2 separate regions of the Mus musculus genome follow, and region 1 is linked to region 2. The links are chromatin loops, found by intact Hi-C in ENCODE. Cell type or tissue: heart. All regions are shown on one strand.

Region 1 (8,000 bases), 100 kb before region 2:
GCTTGTGTCCAGGAGTCTCTGAAGATGAGGGAGGCCCTGAGGGTCCCTGCTGCCACTGATTTCGAGCCCTAGGGCAGTGGTTCAGGAAGGGCTCTTTGGACACCATCTTAACCGTGGTTTTTGAAGGAAACCGGACTTTGGATGCACACTGAGATGTAGATTGTAACGAGCCCTTTACCCGGGGCTCTGCTTGACACCAGCATGACTGAATTCCCTCCCACATTCTTGAACACCTCCCTTTGCCTGTCTTTGCTCTGAGGTATCTTCTCCCTCGTGGCCATAGGTCAACAAATGTGACACCGTCGGATCTCCAGCTTGTCACGGTGGCCTCAGGGGAGCTGCAACTTCAAGGTTCCCTTCAAGAAACCTGGGCTCCATGTCACCCCAACAACCAGCTTTATTAAACTTCGCATAGGGAACGCCAGAGAGGTAGGCAGAGCCCAGGCCAGCCTGCCATATTCAAACGGGGCATTAGAAGCCGCAGTCCTAGCAGAATCTCAGTCCTCTCCCCCCCACCCATTTCCCTTTCTTCCCTTTTGCTTCCCCTCCCCTCCCCATCCTCCCACCTCCATTCCTTCCCTTTCTGACTGGGCCTTGCTATATAGCCAGGCTCTGGACTCACAATCCTCCTGCCTCAGCCTCCTGAGTGCTGTGATCCCGGGCACACACCCCACTCCACTCTCAACCAGCTCCGACGTCCGTTCGTTCCCATTGCATCTTGTTACGCAGCAGTAAATATGGCTGCCCAGGTGCTCCCTGGGGCTGTCCATCTCCGCGTCTTTGGTCTGAAGGCATTCTCAGTGGAATGTCTTGGATCAGTGACAGCCTGGTTCTGGCTTCCTTTAACAGGTCTCTAATGGTTCTGCTGCCCGCTGGGTTTCTAATGGAGTGTGAGCCCTGGATTTCCTGGTAACCTTTATTTAACCCAAGGCTTGGCTGCATCGCTCTAGTCAACTGAGGTAGGTGGTAATGGAGCATGAAGTGGCTAAGTGTGTGGTTGGCCCTTGTTTAAAGTGACTCTCTTTCTAAGGGAGGGGTTGCCTGCACCACCCAGCACCTAGACAGCCTGGGCTTACCTGCATTTAGAATTCCCGCTGCGGGCCACCACTGTTCCCCAGAGACCTGTTTGCACCTGTCTCCTAAGACTGTTGATGGTACCTGAGGAGTTTTCCCAGATGCTGGGGGATCCAGTGAACCTCTGCACCCTTGAGAACTGCCTTGGGTGGGGGGGTCTTTGTAGGTCTCATCTTGCTCGGTGCTTATATTGTCCCATTTCACAGCCCAGAACACTAAGGCTGTGAGCAGAGAGGGAGCTAATCTAGATAGGGATCTCCAGTGCCAGGAGGAGTGAGCTCTCTCGCTTCTGGAGTCCTGCTGCCCGGCCCTGGTCAGTTCTGGAGCCGACTGGACTGTGAGTCCAGCCTAGAACCTTTCCTGTACTGTCATTGGCACCGTTGTATGCAGATCCCACGCTGTCTTACATCATCAGCATCTGAAATCCTGGATGCCTCTGGTAACCTGGGCTGAGCACTACGGGGCACAAGACAGGAGCCAGAGATGCTTAGGGACGCTCACCTTGCTTTCCCTCCCGTCCCTCCCTGTCTCTTTCCTTCTGTGAGCCCAGGGGATGGTGTGAGATGCTTAACTCTAGTTTCAAGAAACTAAATAGAGGACAGGGAACCGTTTCTAGCTTCATCCCCCTAATTCAGCTTTTTGTAGAGAGACACTTGAGTTATCTAAATCATCCTTCCACTAAACCCGTTATGTCTTAAAGAAAACAAAAGGGTAGAAATGGCTCAAACTTGGCATTCATGAAAGACAGCATCACATTGGAAGCTTCTGCAGGAGATGTAGCACTACTTGTCCTCTTCCTCACCCTCCTCCATACTCACCCTCTTCTCTACTCACCCTCCTCCCCACTTACCCTCCTCCCCATTCGCCCTCCTCCTCACTCACCCTCCTCCACACTCACCCTCCTCTCCACTCATCCTCCTCCCCACTTACCTTCCTCCTTACTCACCCTCCTCTCCACTCACCCTCCTCCTCACTCACCCTCCTCCACACTCACCCTCCTCTCCACTCATCCTCCTCCCCACTCATCTTCCTCCTTCTTCACCCTCCTCTCCACTCACCCTCCTCCACATTCACCTCTCCTCCCTATTCCCCCTCCTCCCCACTTACCCTTCTCTCTACTTGCACTCTTTCCCTCTCATCGTCCTCCCCATTCACTCTTCCTCCCTACTCATCCCCTTCCCTGCTCACCCCTCCTCCTCCTTTTCTTCCTCCTTCCCACTCTCCTCCTCTTCTCTTTGCTTTATATATTCCCAGAGCTGTCAGTCCTGATATTCATATTTCTAGGAGCAATTGGCCACCATTCTTGATGCTTGATACAAGGTCAGGTGACAGGTCACTGTTGGCCAAGGCCTGCCCACTAGACATATTTTTTTTGTGAGAGAAAAGGTACCTGGTTTGAGGACCTGCATTTTCTTCTGCCCCAGAAGTTAAAGGATGTGGATTGTCACAGCTGTGGATTCCTTATTCTCCGGCAACTTCATGGGTGCCATGCCTTGCGGGAGTGAGCCAGACGAAAGTTGGCCTGCTGTGGGAAGGCTGGCCAATGACTTGTACTGAAGTTTTTTTGTTTGTTTGTTTGTTTGTTTGGGTTTTTTTTTCTGAGACAGGGTTTCTCTGTATAGCCCTGGCTGTCCCAGAACTCACTCTATAGACCAGGCTGGCCTCGAACCCAGAAATCCGCCTGCCTCTGCCTCCCAAGTGCTGGGATTAAAGGTGTGCGCCACCATGCCTGGCTTGTACTGAAGTATTTTAAGTCACAGAAACTAACCAGTGCTAGAGCTCATCAGATCTCAGCAAACAACTGTCAGATAGACTGACTTCAGATGTGTTTGTGGCCTTTTGTCCACACCATAACCAGGGATGACAGTGTCACAGCTCCAAATTAGTTAAAGTGGTACCATTTCATGATGTTTGCCCTCGAAGCCACCCGTTCATACTGGTCAGCTCCTGGCTCTGTGTCCTGCTGCCTACAGCTCTGCCGTGACTGTGTTGAGCAGAGGGATTTTTCTCACTGACCAGGGAGAAGCCTGGGGCTCTGGGGCATAGCTCTCATCGGCCACCTTCCCACTTCCTGTCCCATCAGCTCTTCCTCCGTTGGAACATCCTATCTGCTCTGCCTGCTTCCCACTAGCGGAAATCTCCATTGCAGACTTGCCTTTTCAGTGCTGGGACCCGAACTCTCGCACTTACACATGCTAGGCAAGTGCTGAGCTCTGAGACCCAGCCCAGGCCTCTACTGCTGAGCTCAGACCTCAGCTTAGCACCAATCCCAATGGCTTTATTCTTAGTTTATGGACACATTTGACTTGAGAGTGCAAAAGTGCCCTGTCCACCAGATTGCAGCATTCTCTCTCTCTCTCTCTCTCTCTCTCTCTCTCTCTCTCTCTCTCTCTCTCTCTCTCTCTCTCTCTCTCTCTCTCTGCGTGTGTATGTGTGTTTTATGTGCACATATGTTCATGCGCCACCGTGTATGTGTGCATACATGGCAGATGTGTAAATCTGAGCATGCGCATTATACCAGTGTGGTACCTGACACATAGGAGCCTTTTGCTAAGTCCTTGGGATTGGAGGGTGCAGGGTTTTGCATTCTCCAGGTTCCTTTCCACAACGGTGACTTCACAAGACAAACTCTCAAGACACAGCCTGCATGGGTCAAGCCTCAGCAGCCAGAGAGTGGCAGCGTCAGACAGGAGTTGAACTTGGCTGGGCTTGTGATTCAGCCGGGGACCTTTGCCCTTCTCTGGGTTGCCAGCCACCACCACCACCCCGGCTCCCCAAAGCTCGGCAGATTAAACAGAAGCAGAAAGTTCAAAGGAAATTGACCTCAAGGCGGTGTTTACCAAAAGATGATGTCACCTCTACTGTGGAGAAAGGCTTTGCTGAAAAGGGCTGAAAGAGATGCCTTTGCTATGAATGAGCCGAGCCACCAAGCTGGGACGGGTTCAGCACGCAGTTCTCACTTTATAAGGAATAAGGACTTCACTGTCCCCCCCTCTGGCAAGCCTTGTGTCATGCTCAGTCCTGGGACAGGATAAGTGGGGCGAGCCATGGCCGGATGCTGGGCTTAGCCTGTTGCATGTCCACCCCTCCCTGCCCCGCCTGGAATATGCTCTGTCCTGCAACAGAGCCTGCCTCCCCAGTGTCACTAGGCCCAATACAGTACCAGGGCTGTGTTAACAGCGCCCAGTCAAACACCAGTGGACCTGGCTGCCGGCTGCTACAGGGGACACCTGGCCCCTGCAAGATCCTAGTGCCCATGACTGTCACCCAGGTCCCCAGCCCCCCACCCCAAGCCTCAGTCACCACCAGCCCCTAGCCAGCACTCTTTTTCTCCTGTCCCTCCCCCTCTGTGTCATTTGCCTTTGAAGGGCTGAGGGAGCCTAACCGCAGCTGGCTATGTCCTCTGTGGAAACACAGACGTGAGTGAGTGAGTGAGTGCCTCCCTGTTCTGTACTGCTTGGCCGCCTGTAAAAGTTGTGAAGGGGGTTACAAGGCTGCTTAGTGGGAGGCTCTGCCTGGCCCTGGCTGGACCTTCCAGTCTGTGCCTGCCGTCTGTGTCTGTCCGTCCTGTCTCTTCTTTCCAGCGCCCCTACCTGTGAGTCACTAATTCGAGAATGTCAACCCCTGTGGACTGGCGACCCACAGCCCGGGCTTTCTGTGAATTCTGACAGTGGGCCCTGAACAACCTGCCTTGCCTCCTTGGTGTTCCTCATAGCAGCATCTGGAAGCCGACTCATGACCCACCCAGTTCAGAGCTTAGAGGGGACTCTGATGGTTTTCAAGGGACAGGAATGTGTGCCCCCATAGCCCTACAGCCATCTGCAGGCATGCAGGGTTCACTGTGGCCCCAGCCTGCCAGAGACTCTCCTGTGGGGGAGAAGGTCTATAAGGGGGAGTCTCGGAAATGTGAGAGGGGGATTGAGACCACCTCAAGAGTTCTTTCCAGCCTCCCTAAAGTGACAGTAATAGCCGAGTGACATCACATGGTGGATCTGTCATGTATGTTCTGTTTCACAGACCTGGATAAGGTCCCTGCTGTGCTGCTGTGCTTATGAAGGAAAAGGAACATGGATGGCAGGAGTCTGAGCCCACCCTAACCCTGGCAGTAATTTGCTGTGTGGCCTTGGGTGAGTTGCTTGCCCCCTCTGAGTCTCAGGTTTCCCATGTATGGAACATAGACAAGTGGACTGGACATCTATTCCTTCCAGCTCTGAAACTCAGTGACCCCACAGTCCTGGTACTCAGTGTTCAGGGGAATATATGGAGGAATGTGGGAGAGGAGAGGGTTTGGTTGGTGCCTGTAAAAGAATCCGGTGAAGGGCAACTCTCTCTGCACCAGCTAAAACTTGCCAAGAGGCACCAGATGGAAAGTAACTGGGGCGTGTTTGTCAGAGCCGCTGCCAGGTGTCTGTGAAGACGGCAGACTGGTCTCGGTATCAGGATGGCAGGCCGGGCATTCATTCATCAGATTCTTGCCTGTCTGTTCATTCACTTGTGTCTTGGTTTCTGCTTCCGATGTTCATTCTTCCACAGCCAGGCGTGGTGCCTGCCTGGGACTGTAAACCCCGAAGCTGCTTTGCTTGGGTTTAAATCTTGGCTCTGCCCCCCCCCCTTTTTTTTTTTTTTTTTTTTTTTTGCTGTGTGTTCTCAGCAAGTACGTGCCTGGTGGGCCATTCGTTGTCAGGTGCTTGCAGCAGAGCACGACAGATACAAAGTGATATATATTTATGTTCCTTGTTATTTGCTATGCCACTGTTCACCGAGAGCTGGGGTACTGGTTGGTTTTGTTAGTTAGTGCCAGTTTGTGACAGTTTGACACAAACAGGAGTCACAATGGGAAGAGGAACTTCAACTGAGGAATTGCTTCCTTATATTGGCCTGTGGCATGTCTGTGGCATGGGGCCATTTTGGTTGATGTGAGAGTGCCCAGCCCTCTGTGGGCAATGAATGTCATCTCTGGGCAGGCGGACCCAGCTTATATAAGAAAGTAGGGTGAGCAGGCAAGACAGTGGGGAGCAAACAAGTAAGCAGCACCCCTCCACAGTCCCTGCTTCAAGCTCTTGCCCCGAGCTCCTACCCTGGCCTCCCCAATGATGGATGGACTGGACCCTGTAAGCTAAGATTAACCCTTTCCTCTCCAAGTCGGCTTCGGTCAATGTGTTGCTCCCAGCAACAGAAAGCTAACTAGGACAGCCAGTCACGCAGAGTGGCAGGTGCTGTGCTGGGGAATGACAGGGACCTGAAGAGCGACCCCAGCCTTGAGTTGGCGACAAAAGGCTAAGCCAGTGGTCACTATGCTGGTGTAGGCATGCAGATACGGGCTGGTATATCTGGGGAGGCTTCCTGGCAGAGGCTCCACTTGGTCTGAGCCCCATAAGCTGGGAGGCGGGATAAGGATGGACAAGCAGGAGCTTTTAACTGCTCTCGTACAGAGGCTTGATGTGGCTTTTTAAAGGCAGGACCCAAGGAGCTGAAGGGGTTTGCAGTCCCATAGGAGGAACAACAATATGACCAACCAGTACCCCCAGAGCTCCCAGGGACTAAACCACCAACTAAAGAGTATACAAGGAGGGACTCAAGGCTTCAGTCGCATATGTTGCAGAGGATGGCCTTGTGGGACATCAATGAGAAGAGAAGCCCTTGGCCTTGTAAATGCTTGATTCCCCAGTGTAGGGGAATGCCAGGATAGGGAAGTGGGAGTGGGTGGGTTGGTGAGCAGGGGGAGGGGGGATGGGATGAGAGGTTTTCAGAGGGGAAATGAGGAAAAGGGATAAAATTTGAAATGTAAATAAAGAAAATATCTAATAAAAAAGGGGGGAAAAGGGGGAGGGCGATGGTAGACCAAACTGGGGGAGGAGCAGAGCGTGAACCATGCTGGACATGCCAGGGCTGATAAAGAGGTGGCAATGTCCACTGGATTCTAGGACATGCTTGAATCAACAAGAAAGTTGTCACCACAGAGGGGTGGGCTCATAGCTGAGCTGTGAGTCCCACCACCACGTGGATTCTCCGTGTACGTGATAAGATACACGAAACAGAAAGAAAGCTGAGAGCCAGGGACAGAGGAGGTGTCTAAGACCTTGCTATCTTTCCTTTGTCACTGCTGACTCTTATGTGTCCCTAGGTTGCTGTACTGCCCCACCTTTTGGTGGCTTGGCTGTGCACTCAGAGAGCGTCATTTCTGTTTTTACAGTCACTTTATGTGTTTATTTCTATATGTGCACGTGGGTGTGCGTAGACCAAGGCACGCTTGTGGTGGTCAGAGGGCAACTTGTGGGAGTTGGTTCTCATCTCCCATCCCATCGTTTGTTCCTAGGGATTGAACTCAGGTCATCAGACTTGATGGCACGTACCTTTACCCCTGTTTAAGCCATCTCTCTGACCCTGAGAGATTTCCTGACCTTTTTGGAAACTCAGGGAGAAGCCAGAGGTGACATGGAAGGCTACTGGATGGAGCCCTCATCTCAGAGTAATCTTTCCAGCAGGAGATGAAGGTGGGCTGAGAACACGCTTTGGCTCAGGGAGTCACTCTGGGTCACATCGAGGAGAGCCAGGAGTGGGAGACACCCAGGGGATGGGTGACATACAAGCCTACTTCTTACCCAAGCCATTACTATCTGCTCCTCCCCAGGCAGGTGACACACTGCACTGGCCTGGAGTCCCTTGTGACACATGGCTGTCTCAAAAGCTGTGAGGACTCCAGGTCACTGTAGGAGCCACCCTGGCCACCTGTCAGCAGCCTCGGGACTCAGGGACGGAGTGTACATGTTCATGCTTTCCACTCCTTAATCCACTGGAACAGGCGGGTCTCCTCATTTCGCTCCAGAATCAGGCCCTGATTTTGGTCTTTGAAATTGCTGGGGGCTTGTATTACCACACTGCCTTTGAATGTCCTGTGTTCTCTTGAGGTGACCATCTTTGCAGGT
Region 2 (8,000 bases):
TGGGAACTCCTGAGCCTTGGTACATCTATCTGGACCCAGTGGGCAAGGAATGCCTGGCTTGTTCACGCACAGTTGGAGGTGACTTTTGAGGGTACCCTGTAGTGTTCTTGGGCTGAGGAAGCAGGCTCCAGGCAGGCCTCCCAGAGGAGTAGATGAGCCCTGCTGTTGGAGAGGGATCTTGACTGGCTGGGACGGTTGGCTTTGATTCATCTGCTTCCAGGAATGACATTGTCCAATGCAGTGGGTGGTTGGGGGAGGCCTGGAGGCCTGTTGGACATGGGTCCACATGCGAGATTTTTACCTTCCCACTGTCAGCCCCTAGAAACTCCAAACACCTCTCTCCCTGTTGCCAGGACTTCAGGAGGAAGGGGGGACATGGCAGATTTCTCTAGCTTTGCCAGCTAAGAGCTGCCCGGTCTCCATAGTAACCTAATGGGTTTCACTATTCTGTTCTGGAGCTTAAGGGAGGTAGGTCTGGGTCATTGGCCAGACAAGGGTGAGGCCAAGGAATGTGACGTGGCCTCTGGGTGTGGCCGTGGAGGGAGCGTGGACACCTTCCCTCACCACCTCCAGGTAGATTCTTAGTTTCTCTCTTCTTGAAGATCTGGTCAGCAAATGTCCCTCTTCCTCCCCCTCAGCCATCTTGGCCTTTCCCCCACCTCTCTGTTCTGGCCTCCTTCTGGCATGTGCCCCCTCCAGACCTCCCTGACTCAACCTTCATGGCCCTTGCACTCCTTCTCGTGGAAAAGGAGAAACACGTGGCTGTGGCCGTGCTCCCTCAGCCTGGCCGCTCACTCCTGATGGGCGTGGCTCCGCTGGAGGAGGACCAGCCTAGAGCTTTTCTCTGAGAGATCGATCGCTTCATCTTGTCTGAGTGTAGTCCAGGCCACTATGTTCCCACAAAGCAGCACTCGGAGAGGGGTTGCTTCTCTGCCCAACTGTAGCATCACAAAACCCGGCCCAGAGAGAGCACTCCTGGTTTTCTGAACTGTCCCCTCAGATCACCCAGCCCGAACCCCAGGCATGTGGTAACATACCCCAGCATCTCACACATGGTACCTGGCTTTGTCTACATCAGCTAATCTCAACCTTCCTAATGATGTGACCCTTTAATATGGTTCCTCATGGTGTGGTGGCTCCCCAGACATAATTTCATTGCTACTTTATAACTGTAATTTTGCTACTGTTATAAATTGTAAAATATCTGATATGCAGCCTATCTGATATGTGACCCTCAAAGCGGTCATGACCCACACATTGAGAACTGCTGGTCTAGACTCAAATCCAGGTTTCTTTTCATTTCAGCCTTGAGCTAGTCATTGTCATGATAAAATGATCAACTGACTTATTCCATAGGGAACTTGTATCTGGACAGTTGATGAGGCCTGCCCTGGGGTCTGTGCTCTGTTAGTGTTGCCAACATTAAGATGTCCTCTGAGCTGTCCTCATTTACAAAGAATCTGGGACCTGTGGGGACATCCCACATCTGGGAAGTGGAAGAGCTGAGCCTTTAGCTCTGGAATGGTGGGACCCCAGCTGCTGGTGACATTCCTTCTATCTTCCCCTCTTCGTGCTCCTAGACAAGGAAGGAGATGGTGATCATTCACCAATTAGGTAACAGGAATGGGACGTTGGTTCTCTGAACCAGCCCTGCCTGTTGCTACACCCAGGACCCAGGCCAGTCCTCCCAAGTTTGTGGTCCATATTTGATGCCCTTGCCCACTTGAATGCCAGGTCTCTGCTGAGGGCATCTCTCTGGCTCACACTGAGAGACTCAGCCCTCACAGGCTACCTGTTCAGTGTAGAGAAAGCCTGACTCTGTGAAGTGAATTTCAGGGGAAAAAAAAAGAGAGAGAGACAATGGGTCTCTAACATATACAAAATGACTTCAGGGGGTTGGTGGCGTCTTCTCATTCAGTAGCTGTAGAAACAGACTTAGAGCGGGCGAGTCATGCACCCCAAGACACACAGGGGTAGGGTTATGATTTCTAAGTCTTAGACCCAAAGCCAGTTGTCTCCCCAAGCCCCGGTCTTGCTTTGAGCCAGCCCGGGGCCACCATGGAGACACAGGAACTGACTTAGTGGCTGCTAACCAGTCTGCTTTCCCCCCATGCTTGTTCCGTTCCCAGGCTACGATGGAAGCACACCTCCTCTCTGAAGGTGACCAATGAGCCCATCTTAGCATTCTCTCAGGGAAGCCCCGAGCGGGATGCACTGCAGAAGGTAACAGGGAGAGGGGTGTCCTGAGGGGCATGGGACAAAGAGAGGCAGGAGATTCCCATCCACGTTTCTGTCCCATTCTGTTCCCCAGGCTCTGAAGGACCTGAAGGGCCAGATGGAAGCCATCCCCTGCGTTGTCGGGGACGAGGAGGTGTGGACCTCCGATATACAGTACCAGTTGTCGGTAGGTCGGACAAGGACAGGCAGGGCTCAGCCTCACCTTGCACTCAGACCTCCCCCTGGAAGCTCACGGGACTGCCTGTAAGGGTCATTGTTCCTCTCCCAGATTTTGAATTCTGTGGATGCCTAAAACTTCTAGAATCAGAGGGTGCCACTCACGGTCCATTCCTGAGGCATGTCCAAAGCAAGGAGCTTGGGAAGGGTGTGGGTGTCGCCGGTGGCGTCTTCCCATAGATCAGTTCCTAACTGGAGTTCAATCCCTCTAGAAACCAGCGTGGCCTTCAGCAGACCAGGGAGCTCGCAGGTCTCACAGTCAGAGGCGGGGGGAGGGAAGGGCTCTCCCCTGGAGAGGAGAGGACAGAGTGGAGGTCAGAGGACAACTTTGTGGGGTCAGTTCTCTCCGTCCACCTCTGCGTTCTGGGATATTGGAGTCGCATCGCAAAGCTTGAGCGGCAAGCGCCTTTACCCACTGAGCTGCCTCCCTGGCCTGTTGGAAGAGCTTTTAAATGAGGCTGGGTGCACAGCTTCTGGGGGGAGTTGCCATGGCCTGGCAGTTGAGCTGGGTGGGATTCAGACAAGTCCGAGTGACCACAGAAGCTGATAACTCACAAATGGAGCAGAACTCTGTGGTGTTGACTTTACTTATAAACGGTGACACCTACTCCCCTCTTCTTTCAGCCCTTTAACCATGCACACAAGGTGGCCAAGTTCTGCTATGCTGATAAGGTGAGTTCCTGAGTCCCCGATGACCATGGTGGGAGTGGACCGCACCGCCTTTTCCCTGGCCCTGGAATCTTTGGGCTGAGTCTGCAACAGAACCAGACATGTACAGGTTAACTGGAGCCAAAACCTAGCTGTGTTGATCAGGGCAGTAATAGCACCAAATATTCCCACTAAAGTGCCCACCACTTGGAGCTGACCTGGGGAGGGGGTCTTTCAGGGATGGCGTAGATTCTGTAAGACAGTCTGAGCAGTTAGATACGTAGATGGAAAGCCAGGCCGAGAGATAGAGATAGAGGGATAGAGATAGAGATAGAGATAGAGATAGAGATAGAGACAGATAGATAGATAGATAGAGAGAGCCAGCCAGCCCATGGGAGTGGCTGGTGCTACATGGTAATGAGGGCTGGTGGGGTCTGGGTCACCTGTAGCTAGTATGTGTGCCAAGCCGTGGTTCTGACCCCAAGGCTGGAGTGTCAGAGATCCCGAGGGTGTGGCACCTCCTTAGACCATGGGAGTGAGTGAGGCAGGAGCCTCAGACCTCACAATAACAGCAGGATGGGCTGTCTGTAGCAGTGTGGACAGGACTTGGGGGGCCTTCTGCTGGTAGCTAGTGTCCTTCTGGTCCCCCCTGTGTGCCCCGCTGTGTAAGGCAGAAGACAGCCCTTTATCTCTCTCTCCAGGCCTTGCTCAACAGAGCCATCGATGCTGCCTTGGCTGCCAGGAAAGAGTGGGACCTGAAGCCCATGGCAGACCGGGCCCAGGTCTTCCTGAAGGCGGCAGATATGCTGAGTGGGCCCCGAAGGGCGGAAGTCCTTGCCAAGACCATGGTGGGACAGGTGAGGATGGACAGGCCCCGTCAGGCTCTGTCAGGCTGTCAGACTCCATTCCTGACACCAGACATTAGCTGAACAGCTTCTGTGTGCCAGGAGCTGTCGGGGACTTGGAGATGCTCCCCAGAAACAAGGCTGTAACATAGGTTACCAGATGCGGCCGACAATGGTGAGCCCATGTGTCCCACCATGGCCTATCACCTCCCCTTCAGTCCTGCCATCCTACTCCAGGCCACACCTTTGTCATTTCAGGCCCTCCTAGTGGCCAGCCTTCTGACATCACTGCATGGCACTGCCATCCACAGAGGTGTCAGGCAGCCTGCACAGCCAGCCTGGGACACATGGGGCTCACACACTGCAGGTCGGAACTTGTGCCAGCCTCTCTGCCTTCAGCTCAGCCAGGCCCCCCTGCAGCCCTCAGTGGGCGCTCTTAAACAACCACAGAGTTGCTCCTGACCCAGGGACTGCCAGGGTCTCTGCCGGGTCCTCACCCCATTGGGCCCCTCTACCCTTCTTCTGTCTTGTTTTTCAGTACTCTTAAGTTTCCTGCGAGGCTGTTTTGCCTTTGATGGAGTGAGTTTGGGCTTAGCAGGAGTCTGTGGGGAAGCTCAGACTCCCTCTGGCTCTGCCCAGTGTCCCCTGCCTAGAGGGGACTCTGACCATCTGGCCTGGCTCTATTTTGTCCTCTAAGGGGCTTCCTGGAATTCCAGGCTCAGAAGGGCCATTCTGCCCCAGTCTGGAGCTGTGTGTGTGGTGTCAGTTATAGTTAAAGCTCAGGCCGCAGTGGGCTGTTAATTGTATATTTACTGCCCATGTGAGAGGTGTCTTGCTTGATATTCATCTTTAAGTTGTCAAATGAAAAATGGGATTTTGAGAAATGGTTTTGTAGAGTGAGCAGCACACTGCACTGAGGACGGAGTCATGGAGAGAGGTTTAGTCTGCTCCAGGAAATGCTCACCTGAATTCCTTAAGAATTAACAGCCACCAAAACCCCAGGCTGCCCACCTACTCACCCAGCTCTGTGACAAGAGCGCCCTCTGCTGCGTGGAGGTGGGATGACAGCTCCTCGCCTTCCCTTCAGAGTTGCGATTGTGATGAGACATCGTCATGTGTGGTTGTCACAGCCTTTTTGTTTGGCTTGAGATTCAAGGGATTTTAGGAAGCACCCTGAAGGTCTTAGATTCAAGGGATTTTAGGAAGCACCCTGAAGGTCTTAGTCTCCTACGCTACACACTCTAACAATATGCCAAAGAATTATGAACCGCGTACCTCTGCAAGATGGTCAGAGGTCTGAGAATCAGGTCCTTTCCCTCCTCAGTCCTGGGGCAAGGCATGGTCAGCCCATTGGAGGTTTTGTTCCCTTCTCTGAGCTGGCTCTGGCCTGTCTGGTGTCATTGAAGCTGGGCCGCCATCCTAACAGGGCAAGACCGTGATCCAAGCAGAGATCGATGCTGCAGCCGAACTCATCGACTTCTTCAGGTTCAACGCAAAGTTCGCCGTGGAACTGGAGGGGGAACAGCCCATCAGTGTGCCACCCAGCACCAACCACACGGTGTACCGGGGACTGGAGGTACTGCAGGGCAGGCAGTGAGCCACAGGGCCTCCTAGGAGCATTGAGCTTCATCTCACAAGCTCCCTCTCCCTCAGGGCTTCGTGGCGGCCATCTCTCCCTTCAACTTCACCGCGATTGGAGGCAACCTGGCAGGCGCTCCGGCCTTAATGGTGAGGACCGGGGCCAGGGGCCAGTTAGTCACACCCCGGATCTCAAACCCAGTCTGCCCATAGTTATGGGAGAAGTACAGAGAGTAGCAGCTGGGGCTGTGGATACGTTTTTGGGTTCCAGCTCTTGGTTTATCTTACAGCCTTGTCCATTTGTGGGAGACCAGGGCAGAACCCAAGCTGAGAGGCACAGTTTCCTCCTCCATTCAGCAGGAGCAATAGCATGTGTGTGCGTGTGTGTGTGTGTGTGTGTGTGTGTGTGTGTGTGTGTATCAGGGCTCACACCATCAACTCACAAAGATTGAGATATGCTAGATGCCAGGCAGATCCAGCCAAGACTGAGCCATGGATCTGACAGCTGCTGCTGCTGTTGCTGGTGACCTAGAGGACTCATATGTGTGGCAGCCATTGACACTGTGTGCTAACGATGTCAGTTAACTTGAAAAGCTATGAGAGGGGTGGCTGCCCCTGTGCCTCTTTGCCAGGTGATACCTGAGATGCCCATTAGGAACTTGTGGAGGGATAGATAGGAATTTGGAGTCTGGAGCTCTGAACTGAAAGCCACAGGTCTTCTGTCATTGTTGAGAGAAGGCACCTGTACCTGAGGGAGCTCCCAGGCTGATGTGGGGGATCCAAAAGCCTGCCAGGAAGAGAGCTGGTGTTGGTCCAGCAGCCTGGACCTTAGGCATGGCGTTTGTGCTCTCTGTGCATGCACAGGGACAGCCTCGTGCATTGTGGATCGGGCCCTCCTGGTGCCTATGAGGCTGCACGTGCTCTGACTCAGCGCACGTGCATGTAGTGTGTGCGTACTTGTCCAGCCACACCCTGGGATGTCCCAGAACACTGGGAACAGTCGTAACCTGGAATGAAGGCAAGACTCGGCCCAGGCTTGCAGGGAAAGGGGGCCCAGGCCAGAGTGAGAGGTGAAGACTGGGGTCTCCATGGCAGGGGCCTCTGGAAAACAGCACAAACAGTGCTGTGAGCTTGACAGCACAGTGAGCTTGGATAGGGTCTGAATCAGGTTCCCATAGGGGTGACCGTGCTGTGCAGCGGGATACATGCTGGCATGGTTGGTCTTTCGCCACCTTGTGAATCATGTTTGACACCTTTATGACAGGGCAACGTGGTTCTGTGGAAGCCCAGTGACACTGCCATGCTGGCTAGCTACGCCGTCTACCGCATCCTCCGGGAGGCCGGCTTGCCCCCCAACATAATCCAGTTTGTGCCAGCCGACGGGCCAACCTTCGGGGACACAGTCACCAGCTCAGAGCACCTTTGTGGCATCAATTTTACAGGCAGTGTCCCGTAAGTCCCTGAGGGGGTGGGACGGGACATGGGGTGTAGGGATATGAGCTGATGTTTGCGGCTGTGAACCCAGCGGTCACACGCTGGCCTTGCCCACTCCCTCTGTGTGAGCATGGGCGAGCCACTGTGCCGAATGAGAGTGGAGGGGTCCCTATCTTGGTGAATCTTTGAAAGGATGGAAAAGGTGAACCATTGTGTGGGCTGGAAACACAGCCCGTGGCTGAGGACAGCCTCCCACCACAGAGGGCATGAACGGGTGAGCTGGAAACAGGAGATGCTGGGCCTGCATTGTGGAGGAGGCACCCCCGTGGAAGGTTGGCTAGGCAGAGGTGAGGAGGTGGGAACAGGGTTATAGGAAGGAGGAGGATACTAAGGGGGCCTGCTGGCTAAGCCTGTGATACTTTGCAGGGCGTGTCCCCTGGGCCTGGAGGGTGGAGTCAGAGGGGCAGACCAGGCATCAGCACGCAGACTCAGCAAGTGTCTTCCAACCCCCAACCCCCAACACCCCCCACCCCCCCCCCCCCGAAGCACAGAGTTCTGTGTCAAGGCTGGAGATAAGTTAGCTATGAGGTCAAGGTCCCTGCTCGCCACCTGTCCACTCCGCCTCCCTGGGTCCCATCTTTCAGATTTGGCCCAGCAGCTCCTAGGAGTCTTCCGAATCTGCAGAGGTGTGTGTGGGCTGCACGCGGAAGGTGGTGGGAGACGCGGAAGGTTCTAGGGAATTGGTCTAAGCACTGTACTGTTTCAGGCTGGGGTTGCCCATTGGATCTAAGAGGGGCTAGCTTTGTTTTCTTGGATTCCTAAGAGCCATAGCCCGGACATGTCTAATTGGGAGTGTTTTATCTTTTAAACCTTATGTGGTGTATGTTCCGGTCCCCCTGGGCCTGCACGTCTCATTAGCTAGAGGTGGACAACACTTTGTAGCTTCCTCAGACCCTCTCCATACCTGGGTCTGTGTATCCCAGGTCTGCCCACTGTTTGCCCTCCTCTCCTGTCTGTACTCTCTCCTAGGATTCGGCTTCA

What was found. Peaks named below come from ENCODE experiments on the same cell type or tissue, not always from the same donor. Only the 100,000 strongest peaks of a DNase experiment are listed, where the experiment ranks them.
Region 1: a loop joins it to region 2, with 8 times the contacts of the local background. A loop is called at or near these places in 1 of 42 quality-filtered maps.

What each region holds. Positions count from the first base shown.
Region 1 is chr4:139,531,432-139,539,431 of GRCm38, forward strand. It overlaps a transcript of Iffo2 not described here. Among named protein-coding and RNA genes, the nearest start is that of Iffo2, 39 kb to the right of the region's middle. In heart, no CTCF peak of the experiment used is centred here; a DNase peak (open chromatin) is centred at 4,090; H3K27ac peaks cover 2,238 bases; H3K27me3 peaks cover 867 bases.
Region 2 is chr4:139,631,586-139,639,585 of GRCm38, forward strand. It overlaps Aldh4a1 (aldehyde dehydrogenase 4 family, member A1), which reads left to right. Exons shown (of 15, transcript NM_175438.4): 2 at 2,130-2,223; 3 at 2,312-2,404; 4 at 3,079-3,126; 5 at 3,804-3,959; 6 at 5,374-5,523; 7 at 5,601-5,675; 8 at 6,790-6,977. Among named protein-coding and RNA genes, the nearest start is that of Mir7020, 8.5 kb to the right of the region's middle. In heart, a CTCF peak has its summit at 4,992 (motif pointing left); a DNase peak (open chromatin) is centred at 6,956; H3K27me3 peaks cover 2,321 bases.